2 separate regions of the Homo sapiens genome follow, and region 2 is linked to region 1. Evidence: read pairs that join two places in POLR2A ChIA-PET (ENCODE). Cell type or tissue: Caco-2. All regions are shown on one strand. Each heading gives the region's core, and the rest is flanking DNA. Links, peaks and the distances in the headings are about the cores only. Region 1 has its middle 3.4 kb from the start of FLT4. Region 2 has its middle 13 kb from the start of BTNL8.

The links. Peaks named below come from ENCODE experiments on the same cell type or tissue, not always from the same donor. Only the 100,000 strongest peaks of a DNase experiment are listed, where the experiment ranks them.
Region 2: POLR2A ChIA-PET joins it to region 1 with 9 read pairs; 2 of 35 experiments call an interaction of 5 or more read pairs at or near these places.

Annotation. Positions count from the first base shown.
Region 1 is chr5:180,651,498-180,654,416 of GRCh38, reverse strand. No RefSeq gene overlaps it. Among named protein-coding and RNA genes, the nearest start is that of FLT4, 3.4 kb to the right of the region's middle. In Caco-2, for the core only: no CTCF peak of the experiment used is centred there; no DNase peak of the experiment used is centred there.
Region 2 is chr5:180,884,409-180,887,327 of GRCh38, reverse strand. No RefSeq gene overlaps it. Among named protein-coding and RNA genes, the nearest start is that of BTNL8, 13 kb to the left of the region's middle. In Caco-2, for the core only: no CTCF peak of the experiment used is centred there; a DNase peak (open chromatin) is centred at 1,237; H3K4me3 peaks cover 202 bases.

The DNA.
Region 1 (2,919 bases), core at 212-2,711:
ACAGCACCTGATTAAAACGTTCCTCCTTGACAATACTTGTCTCCTCTGTCATTGGCTTTCTGTATGGTGGGCGGCCGGACCTAGACGGAACCTGTGATGTTTTGGTGACAGTATCAGTACAAAAATAGACAAAGCTGAGAAAATGAACCATTCCGTGTAGATCGTTAATGTATGACTGAGGGGGAGCTAGAGAAAAGTGTAGAAAGCATGACCTTCTCATCATGGTCATGAGATAGCAAGATACCTTTTTTTTTTTTTTTTTTGAGACGGACTCTCACTCCGTGACCCAGGCTGGAGTGCAGTGGTGCAATCTCTGCTCACTGCAAGCTCCGCCTCCCAGGTTCACGCCATCCTCCTGCCTCAGCCTCCCGAGTAGCTGGGACTACAGGCCTCCGCCACCACACCTAGCTAACTTTTTTGTATTTTTTGGTAGAGACGGGGTTTCACCATGTTCGCTAGGATGGTCTCGATCTCCTGACCTCGTGATCTGCCCACCTCGGCCTCCCAGAGTGCTGGGATTACAGGCGTGAGCCACAGCGCCCGGCCAGTAGCAAGATATCTTTACGGGGTGAAAGACAGAAACTCGACACATGCACCTACTTTACGCTACACAGAGAAGGCAATTCCAGGGCCCGCAGGTCTAAATATGAAAGAGAAAATAAAACATTAAAATTTATAAGTGATAAAAAATAGTAAATATCTTCATGACATCAAGATAAAGGTTTCTTTAAAAGAACACAAGGCCGGGCGCAGTGGCTCACGCCTGTAATCCCAGCACTTTGGGAGGCCGAGGTGGGCGGATCACCTGAGGTCAAGAGTTCATGACCAGCCTGGCCAACATGACGAAACCCCATCTCTACTAAAAATACAAAATTTAGCCAGGCATGGTGGCACACGCATGTAGTCCCAGCTACTCGGGAGGCTGAGGCAGGAGAATCGCTTGAACCCGGGAGGCGGAGGTTGCAGTGAACCGAGATCTTGCCACTGCACTCCAGCCTGGGCAACAGAGCACGGCTCCATCGCAAACAAAAAATAATAGTAATAAAATAATGAGATAACACAAGTAACACCAGCCATAAGGAAACCAATTTGTAAGCGTGCTGTGTTAAAATGAAAATCTTCTGTCTTCATCCTGCCTCCCAAAAAGAGAGCATTACGGAAGTGAAAATTCAGACCCCGAATGAGAGGAGATGTGTAGCACAATGTACCCAAGTTCCTTTTCCACAGATGGCCTTGGCAGTGTCTGCCATCCCACATGCTCTTCTGCATGTGACCTTGCCTCTCTCTAATAATTGTGGGGAACATGTCCCCTAGGCAGGCTGTGACTTCTTCGAGACTATCTAGTTTCCACCTAGTTCTCTTGGATAGTCACTCTGGGGAAGCCACCTGCTACACAAGAACTTCAACTAATGTGGGATTGTCATGCTGGAAAGACACCGAATGGGCGCACTGGTTGGCAGCCCCAGCTGAGCTTCTGGACAACAGCCAGCACCGACCACCAGGCATCCAACCCAGCTAAGTAAGCCCTTGTCAAATTCCTGACTCTCAAAAGCATGAGCAAAACGAAATAGCTGCTGCTTTGCCCCACAACATCTTGGAGTACTTCATTATACAGCAATAATAAAGGAACTGATAAAAGACTCATATGCAGAATATATAAAGAACTACAAATCAATAAGAAAAAGACAGATGGGGAGTCGTAAAGAGCAAAAGACTTGAAATCTAAATGGCCAATTATAAAAATGTGCTCAACCGCAATGGTAATTAAGGAAAAGCTAATAGATCAGGCATGGTGGCTCACCTCCGTTAATCCCAGCACTTCGGGTGACTGAGGCGGGTGGATTACCCGAGGTCAGGAGTTTGAGGCCAGCATGGCTAACATGGTGAAATCCCGTCTCCACTAAAAATACAAAAATTAGCTGGGCATGGTGGCGTATGCCTGTAATCCCAGCTTCTCCAGGGGCTGAGGCAGGAGAATTGCTTGAACCTGGGAGGTGGAAGTTGCAGCGAGCCAGGATCGCGCCATTGCACTCCAGCCTGGGAACAGAGCAAGGCTCTGTCTCAAAAAAAAAAAAAAAAAAAAAAAATAGCTAATGAAACCGCAATGAGATGCCAATGCAAACCAACTAGAATGGCCACATTTTAAAAACCAAAACTGACAATACTGTGGGTAAAGGTGTGCGGCAGCGGTAACTGCTTACGCTGCCATGATCATGCAAAATGGTACAAATCACTTGAAAAAATACTTGGCACTGGCTACCAAAGTTGAAGACAGCATGTGTACACCAGGAAACACATACAAGAGTGTTGTGGCAAAAGTTGGAAACTGGTAACCACTCAAACTTCCATTAATAGTAGATGGACAAATTGTGGTGTATCCTACTGTGGAAAACTATGCAGTTACGAAAATGAGCAAAGTATAGATCATCACAGCAATATAGATGAATCTCACTAATGGTGTTGAGCAAAAGAATATAAATGGTATGAAGGCACTGAGATAAAGTGGAAAAAAAAAACAACAAGCAAAATGTGAGCTAAACTGTAGGGACACAAACACACAGAGAGGAGTAATAGACACTGGAGACTCCAAAAGCAGGGAGGGAGGGCAAGAGGTAAGGACTGAAAAATCACCTTTTGGGTAGAGTGTCCACTGTACAGGTGACGCGTACACTAAAAGCCCAGACTTCACCTGTACACAATATATGAATTAAGAAATCTGCACTTATGTCCTCTAAGTATACTTTAAAATTTTAAAAGCACATTCTGGCTGGATGCGGCGGCTCATCCCTGTCATCCCAGCATTCTGGGAGGCTGAGGCAGGTGGATCACTTGAGCCCAGGAGTTCAAGACCAGCTTGGGCAACGTGGCGAAAACCCAGCTATGCAAAAAAGTCACTGGGTGTGGTGGCGCACATCTGTG
Region 2 (2,919 bases), core at 245-2,744, 230 kb before region 1:
AGGCTGGTTAACATACTCAATCAATGTAATACATCACATTTACAGCACGAAAAACAGAAAACCACATGATTATCTCAATTGACACAGAAAAGTATTTGACAAAATTCCACGTCCATTCTTGATTTAAAAAACTCTTAATGGTCAGGTGCAGTGGCTCACACCTGTAAACCCAGCACTTTGGGAGGCCGAAGTGGGTAGATCACTTGAGGTCAGGAGTTCGAGACCAGCCTGGCCAACAAGGTGAAATCCCGTCTCTACTGAAAATACAAAAATTAGCCAGAGGTAATGGTGTGTGCCTGTAGTCCCAGCTACTCAGGAGGCTGAGACAGGAGAGTCACTTGAACCCAGGAGGCAGGGGCTGTAGTGAGCCAAGATTGCACCACTGCACTGCAGCCTGGGTGACAGAGTGAGATTCCTTCTCAAAACGAACAAAAAACTCTTAACAATTCATGTATAAAAGTAAAATTCTGGCCGGGAGCAGTGGCTCACGCCTGTAATCCCAGCACTTTGCAAGGCCGAGGCGGGCAGATCATGAGGTCAGGAATTCGAGATGAGCCTGACCAACATGTTGAAACCCCATCTCTACTAAAAATACAAAAATTAACTGGGCGTGGTGGCACACACCTGTAATCCCAGCTACTCGGGAGGCTGAGGCAGGAGAATCACTTGAACCCTGGAGGCAGAGGTTGCAGTGAGCCAAGATTGCGCCACTGCACTCTAGCCTGGGTGACAGAGTGAGACTCTATCTCAAAAAAAACTAGATATTGTGGGTCGCTTCTAAGATGGCCAAATAGGAACAACTCCGGTCTGCAGCTCCCAGCGAGATCAATGCAGAAGATGAGTGATTTCTGCATTTCCAACTGAGGTACCTGGCTCATCTCACTGGGACTGGTTGGACAGTGGGTGCAGCCCATGGAGGGCAAGCTGAAGTAGGGCAGGGCATCACCTCACCTGGGAAGCACAAGGGGCAGGGGATTTCCCTTTCCTAGCCAAGGGAAGCCATGACAGACTATACCTGGAGAAACAGTACACTCCTAGCCAAATACTGCACTTCTCCCACGGTCTTAGCAACTGGCAAACCAGGAGATACCCTCCTGTGCCTGGCTTGCTGGGTCCCATGCTCACAGAGCCTTGCTCGCTGCCAGCACGGCAGTCTGAGATCAACCTGCGATGCTGCAGCTTGACAGGGGGAGGAGTGTCCACCATTGCTGAGGCTTGAGTGGCTCACTGTGTAAACAAAGCAGCCAGGAACCTTGAACTGGGCGGAGCCCACTGCAGCTCAGCAAGGCCTACTGCCTCTCTAGATTCCACCTCTGAGGGCAGGGCATAGTAGAACAAAAGTCAGTAGGCAGCTTCTACAGACTTAAACGTCCCTGTCTGACAGCTCTGAAGAGAGCAGTGGTTCTCTTAGCATGGCATTTGAGCTCCAAGAACGGACAGACTGCCTCTTCGGGTGGGTCCCTGACCCCCGTGTAGCCTGACTGGGAGACACCTCCCAGTAGAGGCCAACAGACACCTCAAATAGGTGGGTGCCCCTCTGGGATGAAGCTTCCAGAGGAAGGATCAGGCAGCAATATTTGCTGTTTTGCAGCCTCCACTGGTGATACCCAGGCAAACAGGGTGTGGAGTGGACCTCCAGCAAACTCCAAACAGACCTGAAGCTGAGGGGCCTGACCGTTAGAAGGAAAACTAACAAACAGAAAGGAATAGCTTCAACATCAACAAAAAGGACATCCACACCAAAACCCCATCTGTAGGTCACCAACATCAAAGACCAAAGGTAGATAAAACCACAAGATGGAGAGAAACCAGAACAGAAAAGTGGAAAATTCCAAAAACCAGAGCGTCTCTTCTCCTCCAAAGGATCACAGCTCCTCACCAGCAAGGGAACAAAACTGGATGGAGAATGAGTTTGATGAATTGACAGAAGTAGGCTTCAGAAGGTCAGTAATAACAAACTCCTCCGAGCTAAAGGAGCATGCTCTAACCCATCACAAGGAAGCTAAAAACCTTGAAAAAAGGTTAGACAAATGGCTAACTAGAATAACCAGTGTAGAGAAGACCTTAAATGACCTGATGGAGCTGAAATACACAGCATGAGAACTTTGTGACGCATGCACAAGCTTCAGTAGCCGATTTGATCAAGTGGAAGAAAGCATATCAGTGATTGAAAATCAAATTAATGAAATAAAGCAAGAAGACAAGATCAGAGAAAAAAGAGTGAAAAGAAACAAACAAAGCCTCCAAGAAATATGGGACTATGTGAAAAGACCAAATATACATTTGATTGGTGTACCTGAAAGTGACGGGGGGAATGGAACCAAGTTGGAAAACACTCTTCAGAATATTATGCAGGAGAACTTCCCCAACCTAGCAAGACAGGCCAACATTCAAATTCAGGAAATACAGAGAATACCATAAAGATACTCCTTGAGAAGAGCAATCCCAAGACACATAATTGTCAGATTCACCAAGGTTGAAATGTAGGAAAAAATGTTAAGGGCAGCCAGGGAGAAAGGTCGGGTTACCCTCAAAGGGAAGCCCATCAGACTAACAGTGGATCACTTGGCAGAAACTCTACAAGCCAGAAGAGAGTGGGGGTCAATATTCAACATTCTGAAAGAAAAGAATTTTCAACCCAGAATTTCATATCCAGCCAAACTAAGCTTCATAAGTGAAGGAGAAATAAAATCCTTTACAGACAAGCAAATGCTGAGAGATTTTGTCACCACCAGGCCTGCCTTACAAGAGCTCCTGAAGGAAGCACTAAACATGGAAATGGAAAGGAACAACTGGTACCAGCCACTGCAAAAACATGCCAAATTGTAAAGACCATTGACACTATGAAGAAACTGCATCAATTAACAGGCAAAATAACCAGCTAACATCATAATGACAGGATCACATTCAAACATAACA